2 separate regions of the Homo sapiens genome follow, and region 2 is linked to region 1. The links are chromatin loops, found by intact Hi-C in ENCODE. Cell type or tissue: heart right ventricle. All regions are shown on one strand. Each heading gives the region's core, and the rest is flanking DNA. Links, peaks and the distances in the headings are about the cores only. Region 1 has its middle 160 kb from the start of NUAK1. Region 2 overlaps NUAK1 (NUAK family kinase 1).

The links. Peaks named below come from ENCODE experiments on the same cell type or tissue, not always from the same donor. Only the 100,000 strongest peaks of a DNase experiment are listed, where the experiment ranks them.
Region 2: it touches region 1 in a loop (2.1-fold over the local background); 2 of 110 quality-filtered maps call a loop at or near these places.

The regions. Positions count from the first base shown.
Region 1 is chr12:105,978,094-105,986,430 of GRCh38, forward strand. No RefSeq gene overlaps it. Among named protein-coding and RNA genes, the nearest start is that of NUAK1, 160 kb to the right of the region's middle. In heart right ventricle, for the core only: no CTCF peak of the experiment used is centred there; a DNase peak (open chromatin) is centred at 4,180; H3K27ac peaks cover 1,485 bases.
Region 2 is chr12:106,060,685-106,069,021 of GRCh38, forward strand. NUAK1 (NUAK family kinase 1) reads right to left here. Exons shown (of 7, transcript NM_014840.3): 7 at 2,661-7,271. The coding sequence ends at 6,118. Among named protein-coding and RNA genes, the nearest start is that of NUAK1, 74 kb to the right of the region's middle. In heart right ventricle, for the core only: no CTCF peak of the experiment used is centred there; no DNase peak of the experiment used is centred there; H3K27ac peaks cover 5,212 bases.

The DNA.
Region 1 (8,337 bases), core at 20-8,019:
AAAGAACAGAGTTAGAAGGTAGAAAATGCTCTTCTAGCATCCCCTGGTTGTGTAATGCACACATCACTTACCACCCTGAGCCTTACATTTCTTAACTATAAAATGGGACTAATAGAAATGCCTGCCACATAGTCTTCTTGGTCAGACTAAAAGATAAAAGGTGTGGGAAAGTTATTTGAAATGGTAAATATATCTATTTAGTTCTTGTTTCTATTATCAAATTTGAGAATCTACCAGAGACAGGACGCCTTCCAGAAGAAGCACAGGGCACTGACCTCCCAGCCTGTGTTCAGCCTCATTAACATTCACCAAGAGAGATTCTGAGACTGCAGGAATGAAAAGGATGGAGGATGTGGGGGAAGCGGGTGGGAGAGGAACAGTTGGTGATGAAGAAAGAAAAATCTAATCTTTTGCTAATACTAAGGGCCCCAGCTTAAGAACACACATACAAACAGTGAAGTGTGGTGACCCGGGACCAGCTGGAAGACCTCCTGTACAAAAGCCATTAACAATACTGCTTTCAGCTCCATAGCTCACCAGGGCCAGCTCAGGCCTGGGGTTGCTGGAAAAAAGAATCTGGGGTCCTGCTCAGAGACCCAACCTCATGGTCAAATGTCAACCCATCAATACCAAGTGAGCAGAAAGAAGCCTACTGCTTAGGGCCTTTCTTTGTTTTTAATTAATTAGCTTTTTGTTCACCCATCTGAGTGGTAAAGAAATCTCTTCTGCAAGCCTTTCAAAACCCAATTCCCCCACATGTACCCACATTAGTGAAAACAAAGTAAAATCTGTGGTTTTGGCTCACTGCCTTGGCCACGTGGTCAAATAGGCCTTCGAAAGGATCCCTTTTTTTTAAGGAGTGTTTATTGAGTGACTGCTATTCATTCAACAAACATGTCATGGGTGCCTACTGTGCCTCTGGCCCTACGCTTGGTGTTAGGGACATAAAGATGAATAAAGCTCAGACCCAGAACTCAAACAGCTCCATAAGGGAGGTCAGAGATCAACATCAGTTAACACAGTGCCTGCTAGAAAAGGCTAACAGCCTAAGAGACTTCTGGGATGAGGTGCTCCGTCAGCTCGGAGCAGAAAGAGAAGGCTTCTCTTGGGCAGGAGCAGGGAAGGTTTTATCTCATGGTGGCCTTTGAGGGCTGAACAGTTTGGATGGGCTTTCTACCCATGTTTACCACATTATAATAATAGCAAACTGTGTACCACATAACCTGGCTGTGCCACACTCATCAGATACTGAACTAGGGAGATGCAAGCCCAGAATCATCAGCCCCTTGTCTTTGACAAGGGCCCTCAGGAAAGCTGCCTGACATATTTAGTCCTGAAGGCAGTAATTTAAGGGCCCATGGCTCTAACTGCCCTGGGCTCAGCCACTTGCATCAGCTGAGTTCTAAGCACTGACCATTCTAAGCACTGGCTGAACGTAACACAAAATGGTCTATGATGAAAGCCCTTTGATAACCCCATTTTGCATAAGTGAATCTGAAGCCCAGGCAATCTGGCTCTAGAGGCCATGCTCTTGACTTTGACCCTATGCAGTCTCTGCCATGCCAAACCTACCATGCCTTACACCTGTCCACCCCTCCCACCTGGGCGCTCTAAAGCAGGGGCCATGTCCTGTTCAGTTCCTTGTCTTCAGAGCCCAGCCCCATTCCTGACACAAGGTGAGCCTTAAAAAAGGCTTGAACTGTTGAGCTGAACCCACTGTCACCAGATGCTGAGGTCTCAGCATGCCAAGTGGTGGGGACCCATGGATCTATTAAGCACGCAAAACTGGGAGGCCAGTGCAGGGGCTGAGATGGATTGGGGCAGGGAGATGCAAAAACAGAAACAACCCATTTCACAAAGCCTCACTTGTGGCTTTTTGAGTCCAGGGATGAAGGCAAAGCTGAAATTTGGGAAGTGGAGGCCCCAGTCCTTTGTGACCCGGTGCACATGCGGCAGACCTGCCCTTGGGTGCACTTTTGTGGCTCTGAGGGCAGGATTTGGGCTTTAGATAATAATTGCATAGATTTGCTCAGTAAACACAGGGCAACCGTAAGATAATTACATGTTCTTACAGAGATGGGGCTCCATAATTACCTTCAGTGGCCCTAAAGTATTATTTAACACATATTCTGGTTTATAAGACAGAAATAATGATGAATTTGCCTGGTAATTACACAGCACTTCCCCACTACATATCCTGCCAGTAGCTGATACTTAGCCCATCATTAAGGGGCTAGCAGTTGCTTTGGTAAATAAGAAGTTCTTCTCATTACTGGTCTCCAGGCACATAAAGCATGATTAAAATGCCATTAGTGACATTTCTCCAAAGGGCAAATCCACAAGTCTGTGTGAGAAGCCAACTTTCCTTAGATTAAATGTTTTATTTCTGTCTTTCTGACAGGAGCAATAGAAAGGAATCAATTCTAACTCAAGCATCTGCTCCCTGAAAACTTGTCCTTAATGAAACAGAGCAGACGATGCAAAATCTGCCCTGGCTCAGGGTCACAGGACAGGAGTTGCCACTGTTTTCAAGATGAAGATGATTCTTTAACTCATCCAGATGGCTCTGCCCAGTTGAGGAGGAGCCCAGGCCTGGCGCCACCACCCTGTGGTGGGCTGGGTCAGCACATTGAGGGCCAGGGCAAACCGCAAGCTCTGGATGGGTCTTGCTGGCAGCCTCCTCCTCCAAGGATGGGGCCTGAGAGGCTCACAGAGAGCTGGGGCTCTTTGGAGAGGGGGGCACCCTGGTTCTTGGGCCACTTGCGGGTACACATGAGGAAGGAATGTACACACATCAGATACCAAAGCAGGGAGATGCAAGCCCGGAACCAGTCTCTTTGTCCATGACAAGGACCCTCGGGAAGGCTGCCTGACATATTTAGTCCGGAAGGCAGTAATTTGAGGGGCCATGGCTCAGCTCTAACTGCCCTGAGCTCAGCCATTTGCATCAGAAAGAAATTGACTCTTTGTAATCAATAGAGGGCTTAAAGAGGGTGGTCAACCACTATGGCTGGTGGGCAGGACAGGGAGTGGGCCCTCTGGAGCAAACAGGGCTCTCGTTACCATTCCATTCCAAGCTATCCCATTACTGAAGGGAACGATTCAACAGCAAATATGAACTCAATTCCAAATCCCAGTGCCAAGGCAAATGGCCAGTCCCAGCGGCCTTTTTCTTTAGTAATGAACTCCAGGCCTCTGGCCTTGACTTTGGAAGTGACTTGACTTACCATGGAAGCCAGCAGAGAGTAGCTGGGAAAAGTTCAGAGTTAAAGTCAGAAGATCTGGATTCAAATTCCAGCCCTGCTCTTCAATGGCTGTGTAATATTTGGCAGTTACCTCTATCGAACTTCAGTTTCTTCATTTGTAAAACAATTTGAAAAGACTATTAAGTTCCGTTAGGCCAGAAACCACGCCCATTCTATTCATTGCTGAAGTCCCCACACCCAGCCCAGTGCCTGGCACCTTCTGAATCTATAATCAACATTTTTAATTGAATAAGACTAGGGAAAATTCATTGCACAGTTAATTTACATAAATCCATTCATTTGCATTCAGTAAAAAGCAAAGAGAGAGAAAGAAAAATAACAATTTAAAATAATGATTTAATTAGTACTGAAGATGTTGCTTGATAATCCACTCCAGGCATCTGTGCCCCAGAGTAATACCAAAGCCAGATATGCGGAGTTGCTCTTCTCTAACTTCCTGTTTGTGAGAATCTTGTACTGAACCCATAAAGGTATACTTCAATATTGCACTGTAGAATATATGCTCTCACTAAATAATATGCAATGTGTTACTATATCCATCCCACATAATTTACAAGTATTACTGCATTTGGCTGTAATCCGAAAACTTTTTAAACTCTACTTTATGGATGATTTATAGGAGGTTCCAGGGACATTTCGATTATACCCAATTTTTGCTTTAGATTTGACCTCGACAGCCTTACCCTGCAGCATTTGGGTTATGTCACAGGGTCACTGCAAGTGAACCGGAATGTAACTATTGTGATCTAGAAACACTAGATAAAAATAGCTGGTATCCTGCTCAGTGCTTTTCTGCACAGCTACTTAGCCTGGTCAAGGTCAAGAGGCTTGATTACAACCCAGACCTCTTGACTGCCGGCTTGAGTGCTGGCAGGCACAACACGATTTCCCTCAACAAAAACTTGTTGAGTAATTATTAGGCACTCAGCAAAGTGCCAGCCACACAGTGTTGTGTGAGAGAAATATAAGGCAGAAAGCACTGGCCACCAAACGCTCAATGATTTGCACAGACGAAATAAGCACCCAGCTGGCCCCAAAGTATGCAAACCTTGGCATTCTACCTGAAGGCGGAGGCAGCTACTGGGGAGCCTGAGGTGGAGAAGCAGTCATACACATGCGGTATCACCCACCAGTCCTTGCTACCAAGACCCATTTCTTCCCTACCCTAAACTGCCTGTTAACTGTTGAATTTTTTTTCCCAATTCAAAGCTTTCTTGTTTCCATTTTATTTCACTGTGTTTCAAATGAAGAAAGGAAATACAAGGTGACTTTTGCCTTTCATATTCTAACCACATCCCACTCCATGTCCTCTACTGCCCAGGAAGTCCCTCCAGACACAACCAGCAAGGCAGAGGAGGTATGTACAATCCTACATTCATCAATGAAGTGCTACAGTGAACAGAGAAGGGGACATGGACTGAGGTCACCAGGAAAACCTCCATGGGAAGGTCAGAGTTACAGAAAGGCCTAAGATGAACTTGACCTTGAGAAGCAGACTATGAATTATATCTGTTGATTCTTCTTGTGCCACATCCATTCACCCTCATTCTCATAATAGGATCCTGATACCCTTTGGGGAAAGACCCCATTGCATGGCCCTAAGAATGAGCAGGGAACCCAGGCATGGAAAATCATGGGAATCTCATCCCCTTGACTACTGTGATTAGCTCATGGATGAACATGTTTGTGTCCCAAGATGGCCTAATCAGTCCCATCCCCAGGACTATTGCAAAAGAAGCAATCTCTTTCTATAAAGTTGCTAACCTGGTAGCCTGAAGCAGCCAGGGACAGATCATCCAGTGCCTGCCTGAAACTGAAGCCAATAAGGAAGAAAACATAGTCTAGACATGGAGAAATGGACAAAACCAGGTCCTAGAAAAATCACTGGAATCCCTGAATCCAGCAATACCTGACTTTGATGTCAAATGGTCCTGGATTTTTAAGTTACATTTTACTCAATAACTGTAGCTTGGGGATTGCTTTTTGCGGTTTTGCTTTTTGCTTAAAGCCAGTCCAAATTGGGTTTCTTTCATTTGCGGTGGAAAGAGCCCTAACAAATTGACTCATAAAAAAGAGAAATGGCGGAACAAACATGGAGAACAGCAAGAGCAAGGACCTAGGGACAAGGGTATGGGTCTTTTTCTCAAGCATATACATTGAGAATCATAGAAGATAAGAGGCCAGGGAGCATATTATGAAAATATCATGTGATAGGAAGAGGCATTTGGACTTCCCCTGAACTTTTGAGAAGCAAAATCCAGAGCTGAAATCAGGAAAATACATGCCTAGACCCAAAGGTATCTCATGAACTGGCTGGTCCAGTTGCTGTTCCTCTCACTCAGGGAAACATCTGCCACATGCCAGATGCTGTACATCTGTGGTTAGCATTGTTCCTTTAAAGAATAACACAGATTCTTCTCCAGGCGAGCCAAACATTTTCATTAGCTGTGGTCAGGGAGGGAATCAGGCTCCTTCAGATGAGTTTCAGCTGACACACTCCTGTGGGGCACGTCTTTCAGGGAAGCTGATTCATCTTCAGTCGGTCAGCTGTGAGGGATGCACACCTGTGTCCTAGGATGACTTTGAGGGAGTGGGGGACAAAAGACCTTGCTGGGCTTCAGCTGCCTCTGCAGATGCTCTTACACTGGGGCTGACACAAGTGCAGCCACGCCCAGCGGGTAGCCAGCAGTAGGGTTGTTCAGCTCCTAGGAACCCCCACTGAGGGCTCTTCCTCTGAGTTCTGTCCCAACCAACAGCTGGAGTTGGGGAGACTGACATCTGGGCTTGATTTGATGCCCCACTTATCCTCCTCTCAGACGTCCACACACTACATTCTTCAACCATTGCAGAATGCAAGTTGCTCGAAGTTACTTTGATGGTCAGGGCTCAAACAGGGATAGAGGTGCAATCACATCATGCCTATATTTGACAAGAGAATTCTGCTCCATGTGCTGAGAGAGACAGAAAACAAAACAGACTGAAAGAGAACAATATAATGGGCATGGACTGAGTGACCTGAACTTCCATCCCACTCACAGGGCAGATGCTATAGTGAGTATGAGATGGTGTGTGTGAATCTGTGGTTCTCACGGTTAAGTCTCGGTTCCTGCAAGCCTCTCGCTGCATCAGTAGCTTGCCTGGCTGAGTATACTGTCGTGTTGTTTAATGATGGGGATACATTCTGAGAAATGGGGCGTTTGGCACACTCATCGCCATGCATATATGATAGAGTGCACTTACACAAACCTAGATGGTAGAGCCTACTACATACCTAGGCTGTATGGTCTAGCCTATTGCTCCCAGGCTGCTAATCTGTATAGCATGTGACGGTACCAAATGCTGTAGGCAATTGTACACAATGAGAAGTATTTGTGTATCTAAACATATTTAAACATAGAAAAGGTACTGCAAAAATACGGTATTATAATCTTATGGGACAATCATCATACATGCGGTTTGTTGTTGACCCAGACATTGTTATCCCCCACATGACTGTGTTTATCAAAATAAGTAGAACTAGCTGTTGGAACAAACAATGCCAAAATCTAAGTGGCATAACACAATAAAAGCTGATAGTCTGCCCCCTCTTACACTGTGAAGTGAATTCAGAGGCTCTTCTTGGTGGCTGTGCTCTGAGCAGTACTCAGAGGACCCAAGACCTTCCATCTGCGACACTGCCCTATCAAACACCCTGGAAGGGGATGAGAGCTGCCGCTCATCAGATTCCCCAGAAGCAGACTTTGAGATGGAGGTCAGAGTGCAGGACTTTCATTAGGGAGTTCTTTGGGGATTAATGCTTGTGGAAGGGAGATAAGGATGCAAAACTGGGTAGAGGGAAAGGTTGAGTTGCCACGCAATCCCCCAAAATGGTTTCTTCCAGCTCTCTGGGAACTATGGAGCTAGGTGGCCTTTCACAGTTGTTCTGAGTCAGAGCCAGGTGATGATGCCATTAAACCTTTATGTTGATAAGTCATTGGATGCAGAAGAGGACCATCTTCCAGCAGCACTCCCTACAAATGAGGAAATAACTTTTTCATCACTAAAGGGAGACCCAGGTGACCATCAAAGCATCCACCACAAGAGTACTGGAGGAGGGGTTGACCATCTTGTAGTAAATAATTTAGGCTTGGTAGTTCATGCCATCACTGTCACAACTACTACTCTGCTATTGCACATGAAAACAGCCATAGGCTGTATGTAAATCAATGAGCGTGACAATGTTACAATAAAACTTTATTTACAAAAACAGGCAGTGGGTCATAGTTTGCCAGCTTCTGAACTATAGGATCACGGAAGTATTTAAGGACAAGCCTAGAAGTGACTTTGATCATTCCTATCCATATTCCATTGGCCAGAGCCCAGTCACCCAGCCCCAGTTTAACTGCAAAAGGAAAGGAAATCTTTCTGTGAGTCCCAGAAGAAAACAAATGGAATTTGTGAGCATCCAGCCAGACTATGCCACAGTGTGATTCTTGTGTTGAAATCCATTTTTTCAATGTGATAGAGCCCTGAAATATATTACACATTTTTACATATCTATTACTAAATAAAATGATACGCACTTTACTTTAAAGGAGACTTACGAGATTTTCAAGGATACTTTTCATCGTGTGTGAATTTTGCTCCATGCACTGATTTTAGAACCTAAGCCTCACGTGTCTGTGATGTCGCATCAAGTGAAGAGCATGAGTAAAGAGTTGGACAGACCTGGGATTACAGCTCAGCTCTGGGTGGCCAGGCACAGATCCTTCTTGATCCTCAGTTTGCCTATCTGTAAAATGAGATGATAATAGTGCCCACTTCATGTGGTTTTTGTAAGGAAAAAAAGTGCTACAATATACATAAAGTGCTTGGTGGTAGTCACACTGTAAGCACTCAATAAATAGCGAAGATAAGAAGAGGTACAGTTCGTGACCAGCCTGGCCAACATGGTAAAACCACATCTCTACTAAAAATACAAAAATTAGCCAGGTGTGGTGGCAGGTGCCTGTAATTCCAAGTACTGGAGAGGCTGAGGCAGGAGAATCACTTGAACCCAGGAAGTGGAGGTTGCATTCAGCCAAGATCATGC
Region 2 (8,337 bases), core at 261-8,260, 83 kb after region 1:
GGTAGCTCCCACCCTTACTCCTCTATCTCTGTACCATATCCATTTCTTCCATAGAACTTACTATATGTAATTGTGGGGGGTGTGTATGTAACTTCTTTCACTAGACCCAAGTAACTGGGAAACTCCCCAACCTCTAGAATTCCAGGTGTATGAGCTGATAAAGCCCTTGTAGTGTTTAAGCCAATTTCAGCTGAATTTTCTGATATTATAGCTGATTTTACATCTAAAATCTTCCTAACAAATATATCTTCTCTCTAATGTATTACTACTGTTGTCTTCCCTGAGATTATCTGTATAAATTAAAAATCCACTATGTGCCAGGCACCACGTTAGGAACTTTATTTCATTTAATCTTCACAATAACTCTGAAAATTAGCGATTATTTAATGCTATTATATGGGTGAGGAAATTGAGGCCCAAAAAGTGTAACTAACATCGTTGGCTCTGCATTCCTTCCTTTGGGGAGCTGTTCTCCCACATTCTGTGTGATTCCGTGTCATTTAAATATACCACAAGGTGCGTACATGATCCAGGCTGGCCAATCAGAGCACTTCTCCACCCAGACTCTGTGATGGGCCAGGAGGAGACACATGACCCAAACAAAGCCAATCACAGTCCTTCCTTGTTCCCTAAATGCTAGGACATTAAGAACCTCTCTGGTTTGAGGATCACACTCTAAAAAAGCGTCATAACCCTGCTTTGGCCAGGAGCTGTCTTGCTGCCATGTGGAGAGGGCCTGCCTAAGAATAAAGCCTCATCCAGGGAGAGTGAGTGAAAAAGAGGCCAATGAGATCCCTTGAACTCCTGGATCCAACTGTGCCTGAGACACACACTTGGGCTTCTCGGTTCCATGAAGCAGTAAATTAATCATTACTTAATATGGTCTGAGTGGATTTCTGCCATTTGCTACTGAATAAAGATGGAGTGGGCATTACGTAGAAGTTAAATACATGTTAGTTCTCTCAACTTTCCTCCTTAAAGTGACCACTGCCCATTAACCCCACAACAGTTGTCAACATGTCAACTGCTGCCACTACAGTCACCCCTATTTTTTCACTACCCTTACTATGTCACATTTGGTCCAGCCTCTAGGCCATGCACAGGCTATTCTTTCTGCCTGGATACAGAATTATGTATTTTCCAAGGGTCACACTTCTAAGTAAACGTACTCCACAAATGACCTACAGCCCCTCTAACTGCAACTTACTGCCCATTTGCTAGTGGTGGCAGGGGTTGAAGCAAGAATTAAAAGCCCACAGGCCTTTAAATGTCCTATTTTAAGTCAGTGACTATTGCCCTGCAAAGAAAGGACTATTGTTTCTCATTCATATTGAGTTTTATACTCAAGGTGACTTCATAGAATTTCTCTCATTCCTTCTTTTTCGTAGCCCTGTTAGAGTTGGATAAGAGAGCAATTAATATACCCATTAGACAGCTGAGAAAGCTGAGTTCCAAAAAGGTGTAGCAACTTAATTGCAATTATCAAGTCCAGACTGAACTTGGAATTCTTCCAACCTCAGCCCAACCTGAGAGGCACCAACGTGTTCTAATTTGGCAAGCCACAATTATAAGCATCCATTCCCCAACCTCCTACCACACCCAGCACCTGGTCAATTTGGACAACTAAGCCCTATCAGGTTAGGTTGCCAGATAGTATACAGTATGCTCAGTTAAATTTGAATTTCTTTTTTTTTTTTTTTTAGTATAAGCATGACCCAAATATTGTCTGGAACACACTTATATTGAAAAATTATTCATAGTATATGTGAAGTTCAAATGTAACTAGGCATTCTGTAGTTTTATTTGCTAAATGTGACAATGCTACATCAGATGTTCTTCCAGTAAACTAGAAAAGGGGTGCAAGTTGTAATTTCTTTGGAAAGTCAGACTTTTCTGGCATGGATCCTAAAACACTACTATTCTGTGCACAGCATCACTCTCTAATGTTTGATACTAGGGTAGGGTTTGATGTCACCTGATATTATGGCCAGGATCCAGGAACTCTTCAATCTTGCTCTATGATGCACCTCTCCTTCCAAGAGCTTTCTGGAGGGTCTATTTACACAAGAAACAGTGGCAAAATGGGACTCAAGATACTGTCATTCTAGGCAGAGCCGTGAGTGGCCTTCCCCATTAGGAAATCGTGACCCACTGATCTTGGACTCTGATTAATCCCAATCAGATTAGCAACTTCCTGCCCTTGGGATAGAGGGGAGTGCCTAGGGAAAGGGCAGGCACAGGAAACTGAAATGTGGAGAAAGAGCGTGGCTGAGTGTTAGCCTTTGATGACGTCTCCAGTTCAGAACTAAGGAACCTGGTGAGTAGTCTCTTTTGGAAACCAAGACTGAGAACATGTAAATTTGGAAGCTACGGGATAAGCCAAGGTGGGTTCCACAATCAGAGAGAAGAAAGCCAGGCTATAAAAGGAGAAGAAAGCTGATATGCAAAGAGAAGCAGAAAAGAGGGTATACTGTCCTCTTCAATCCACCACTCCAATTCTTAATTCCAGCGGCACTGCAAGATGCATTTCCTCTTCTAAGAACTTCGAATAAATTCCCTTTTGTGCTTAAGCTCATTTGGGTAGGTCTCTGTTACTTATATTGATTCTGTCACTTACTTGACTAAGAAAAAACCACCAAATAAAGAAGCAAGGTCTCTGGTTCAGTTCATTGCAATTTATTTAATTTAAAAATAAAAACAGAAACAAAAACCAAAATGAAACAAAAATCAGTTTCCAACGAAAATACAAACACTTTGGGTGGTTATCCAGCTTGTTTTTCCCCTGTAGGCTGTTCTGGGCTCAAACCAATCAAATGAGTGAAAACCAATTTTGACAGGAGCCATAAAGCATGTTGCACCAATTAAATTACACCAATATATTATTATAATACCTTTGAAATGCCTTTCAGACCAATAAATAAAAAAGACAAATTCAAATAAAAAAGTCAACTTTTTATTACCAAAAAAAATAGAAATTAAATAAAAGTCACAATGTGGATTTTTTTTTTTTTTTAATGTGCAGTCAAGTTTCTCTCTTTTTTTCTTCTAGGAATGATACCATGCCAGTAAATCCCTACAGAACATTTCCAGTTTGGCAACAAGCAGTCAGTCGATCATTCACATTTGTACTCAAGACAGCAGGCCTGGGCAAAACTCGCCTGAATTTCACCCTGAAAAGTGCTCCCCATCATCTGAAGAAGCAGCACCTGGTAACAGGCATGGCCATTCAGAGGGTACTTAGCATTTTCATTTCACCTGGGGTCTTGAAGCACTTCCTGAAAACTGATTGTGCCTTGACATTTACCTGTAAAAAGAAGTGTAATTCTACCCCTTTGGCAGATGTGTAAACTAAGACGGTGCAAGGCCCACAGAAGTAAGGAGAGGACCAGGAAAGCTGACAGTGAATCTCCTGCTTTGTCCATCAGGTCCTAAAAGTGTCTCTCACTTGTAATTCCACAGAAGTGAATAAAGCATAACTTCTTTGACTGGGATTGGCTGGTAGGGATGACAGGACTTAATGATGAAGCAGGGAGCTGCTTTAATGGCTTTTCCCTCTATTGCAAGTTTTTCCTTGAAAGGACAGTCAACACCACACCTAGAATCAGAGGATGTTGGCAGAGTGTCAGAGCTAAGCGGGGCTTCAGGTACCAGCTAATTCATCCCTCCAGCCCTCACTGGAAGGAAAACTTAACCCCTGCAAACAATGCAGATGCCTAAGGCCACCTATGACTTAACTCAGTCTCTGCCTCTGAGTGGAGGACTTTCTCTGCCACAGTCCACTGGCTGAGTTTCCTGACAAAAGAGAACACGTGTTTGGGGGGAGGAAGAAGGGAGTAGACTGACTTTCCTCAATAGTGTCATTTTTACTTAAAGACTAGAATGATGGAAACTACTAAACAGACTCAATCACTTGGCAAAAGGAAAAAACACATCAACCAGTAGGTAGGAGCTAGATCTAAGTCATACTGACAGCTACGGACACGGCCAGCTGCCGTGCACAAGGGGCCAGCAGGGCAGCAGCATAGGCTGTTCAGAAAAGACTGCATGAAATGAGGCAGGAAGTAGGGAGCTCAGAGTTGCAGGTTGTCCTCCATGCACCCACACCCCCACCCCCCCCCACACACACAATTTGCTATCTACAGAATTTTTTTTTTCCCTTTTAACCTCTATTAGAGTTCAGGAAGGAGGTGGAATTGAATGAAAGGAAATTGAGCAGCTTCCCATAACACACTGCTCAGCTCAACCTGAAGGAACGCATAAGCCAAAACACCAGAGCCGGTGGCAAGGGGAGAGCCCAAACTGTCTCCTTAAGGAAAGGGCAATTCCATTCTAATGCACTTTCTTAGCACTGTAAGGTGAATTTTTTTCTCATCTCCCTAGAACTATTGTTTGTTGGTTTTTCCAAAGATGTTCCCAAGACCAGTCCTCTTTTCTATCTACACGTCTACCAGTGGTGGCCATCTTGAACTGAGTTCAATTTGCCTTGGCCAGCAGAATCTGAAGTCATCCCAGAGACCAGGAAGTACAAACCTAGTATCATGAAGGTGTCCCATGGTTGGAGTGGCATCTTGTCATTGTGATCTGGGTGTTTAGAAATTACATATCTAGTTTTTTGTTTTGTTTTGTTTTGTTTTGTTTACTTTTTAAGATAAGAGTCCTGCCGCACCTCTTTTCTGTCTCCCCCAGAACCATCTGGGTAACATCTAAGGAAATGTTCCCTCTCTTACATGCTTCCTCCCAACCCCCTGCACTCTTTCAACACCTTATTCATTTAAATGAATGGAACTTTCTCTTCCCCCAAAGCCCAGGAGTTCATGGCAAAGTTTAAAACCATGACATAGAATACTTAGATTTGGGGGAAAAAAAGCACCATCTACCTGATTTTCCTTTCCTCATCCCAATATCCCATCTACATGCTAACTCCCTAGAAGCAAACTTGCCTACCTCTGAGGATGCTACACTCAGTGGATGGGGAAACCATCTGTCACTGGTGAACAGAGCCAATGGTTCAGCCAGGTAATCCTCTGGAGAATATGGACAGTATCACGTCCAACTCAAAGCATCCATGCAGGTGAGAACCCAAGAGGCAGCATTCCAGTTAATATTGAGAAAGAAAGTGACAAGTTGCCTCTTGTTGGTGTGCATCAACTTCCATTCATCTGTGCAAAGATCACAGACCATCTTGTGCCCTGTCATATATAATAGTTTTGACCTCTGACACCATCATCTTTCTCCCTGTCCACCCTCAAGAGGTTGTGCTGTAGAGCAAGGCAGACATCAGGAAAGAGGAGGTGAACAGCAAGGAGCTAAATCACCATGGGCTGACTCTATGTCCTTAGCAGAGTTCAGAGCATTCTCTCTCTGACCAAGGCCCTGTCTTTCCTCAAAGTTGAGTAGCAAATTAACAAATGCCTCACCAGTGGCATGAAAGAGTTAACATAGATCCCACAGGATGACTAAACCCGATTCCCAGGGCCTAGCCAGATCAAAGATGACAACTACATAGCATTAGTGCTACTGCTTCCCCTTCCCTTTCCCGTGGTAGCCATTACTAGTCAATCACAGCACTCCTTCCCCATGATGTGGGCCACTTACGCCAGCACAACTGGCAGCCACTATTAATTGATCGTCAACTCAAGCTCAAGTTGCTGAAATCTACTTGCCAGCTCCACGCAGCCAGACCTAGCTTGCTAATACAAGGAGAAAAGGGGCAAGTTCTTTGGGCTCACCCAAGGCAAACAGCCCAAGTGTCTCCTGCCCCTCCTCCAGAAGCATCTGGATGACTTCTAAGGAAATGCTCCTTCCACATATGCTTCCTCTCCACCCACTGAGTGCCGGTCAATACCACCTCCCCTGGACAGCTGGTCCTCTAGGAGGTGCCATAAAGCAAATGCCAAACAGGGCCCAAATTCTGACTGACAATTGACAGAACTGGCAGAAGAGCCCACCTCTCCCTTTTAGGTGTTGGCTCAAGGCTGCAAACTTGGCCAAGTGAGACAGTGCCAATCCTTTTTCAGTCTGTTGTCACAGCCAGCAAAGAGGTAACCAGCCTGTGAGCCCAAGTCTTGCTCCCCTTCCTCCCTCGTACCCCCGCCCGCCCCTGGGCGCCCTGGAATGCTAGTTGAGCTTGCTGCAGATCTCCAGCGCTTGCTTGTAGACCTGAGTCACATCATCCATGTCTGTGAGGAGGGAGAAGCTGCTGTCTGCCAGCCGGTTCCGGTACCGCTTCAGGTACTGGGGCCGGGGCCGGTTCTGGAGCCCCTCAAAGTCCTGGATCTGGAGGAAGTTTTCTGCAGAGACGCAGCTGCGGATGCGCTGGCGGGCAGGGCGATTCTCCTGCAAATCCAGCAAGTCAAAAGAGTCGCTGGACAGCACGCTGTCATCGCTGATGACACTGGAAGGGCGGCTGTAGCTCCGGGAGAGGCCCTCGGCAGGGACACCAGGCTCTGACAGGGATTCCAGTGTGGGCATTTCAGGGCTGACCAGGGCTGGGTCCATGGTGCCCGCTGAGTATTTGCTGCTGTGTTTCAAGATGCCCTTCCTCCGGCAGGAGAGGCTGTGGGAGGTTACCCTGGCTGGGTCCGGGGGGCTGGGGGAGGGGATGCTGCTGCCCATCACATCATTACTGTCCAACAGCTCCGAAGACTCACTGCGCTCTGGGGAAGAGTAGTAACCTGATTCTCTCTGCTGGGTCTTTTTCAAGATGCCTTTCTTGGGCATCGTGGCCGACTGCTTGGGGCTGAGTTTTCCCGGCACCTCTGCCTCTGGTGAGCTTGGGAGGAGCACGCCAGTCCTGCACAAGTCCTGCTCCATCTTGAAAGTAGAGGGTAAGGCAGGACCAACTACACCTTCAATGAAGCCAGTGCTGTGAGAGCGATGCTCGCTGTTGCTTCGCTTCTTCAGGATCCCCTTGGGCCTCTTAGAACTCAACTTGGATGGGCTTTCAGGCACTGCATCCTGACCAGACTGAGCAAAGTCATTCTCTTTCTTGGATTTCTTCAGCGACCGCTGCCGCTCTAGCATGACCTCAGAGGTCGTGGGTTTGGCCAGGCCCTTCATTTTGGCTTCGGTGTCAGCCTGCAGCCCTGTGGAACGGTGGTGCCAGTCAATGATCCGAGCCAGGAGTGGGGACTCAGAGTCATGGAGGGCATCACAGTCACACACGCTGCTCTTATAGCCCCAGTTCACCCACCAGTGGTTGGCAATGTCCTCAATAGTGGCCCGGCGATCGGGGTTCACCATCAGCATCCACCGTATGAGTCCTCGAGCATCTAAGGGACAAGGGACAAAAAGAATCGGGCATTATGTGGGAGCTTCTGGCTTTGTGATAGTGGGACCCTCCAGGAGTGACGAAAGACACACACTCCCTCTAGGACAAATCCATCTGGAGACCTGGTCCAGCCACATTATGGAGCAGGAAGCCCCAGCCTTTCAGATCATCCATCAAAAGCATAATCAAGACTTGGAACCACAGGCCAGGGTGCCATCACATCATGGCATGTTTTCCCTGTAAGTGAGAAAATGTCATAGAACTACTAAGCTTTTCATCATCTTGAATCTTTAGAAAATGTGGAAGGTCAGGTAACCAAGAAAGAATCCAGACTTGACCCTGAGAGGTGCCCCACCATTCCTTTGGCGAATATCATTTTACCAGAGGAAAAACAGGTGTAGATAACCATGGCTTTCTTTATTCCTCCAAAGGTGGGCTTGTATAAACACACAGCACCTGCAGTCACTGGGAAAGCATGCCAGAGACAGAACATGGAGTGTGGCTCAGAGGCACTTACCTGGAACACCTGGGCAGTAAGCGTGGCCATCTCCAAAGCTGGCCTCGCCCCAAGGTCCAGGCCAGGTTCTGAGACCAACACTCAGTGAGCTTGCCTTCTTTCCCTCTCTGACATAAGCCATCTTCTACTGAGCTATCAGATCAGAGAAGTGATCTATATCTGCTTCCCATTCACAGCCTGTCTGGAAATTCTACCTGCAAATTTCTGCTGCCAGAGAATTAGGGAAAACCCCTAAAGGGATGCTGAGAAGGCCACAGGAACCAACTGACTCTCACAGCTTATAAACTGACTTTTAGGTTCAAACTGTGTTCCCCCAATTGGGGTGAATTATATTCTTGGAAGCTGCCACCTCCCCTCAGCTGCTTATGTAAGCGAATGAGAAGCTGGCAAAGGCCTGGTAATAGGGACTGGGGCAAGAAACACCCCTGAAAAGTACCAAGATGATCATCCTCAGTCATTCAATAAGTATTTCTTGAACGCCTACAATGTGCCAGGAACCGCATTGGCATCAGTTAGCTGGTGAGGCAAAGAAGACCACTTTAGAGGTCAC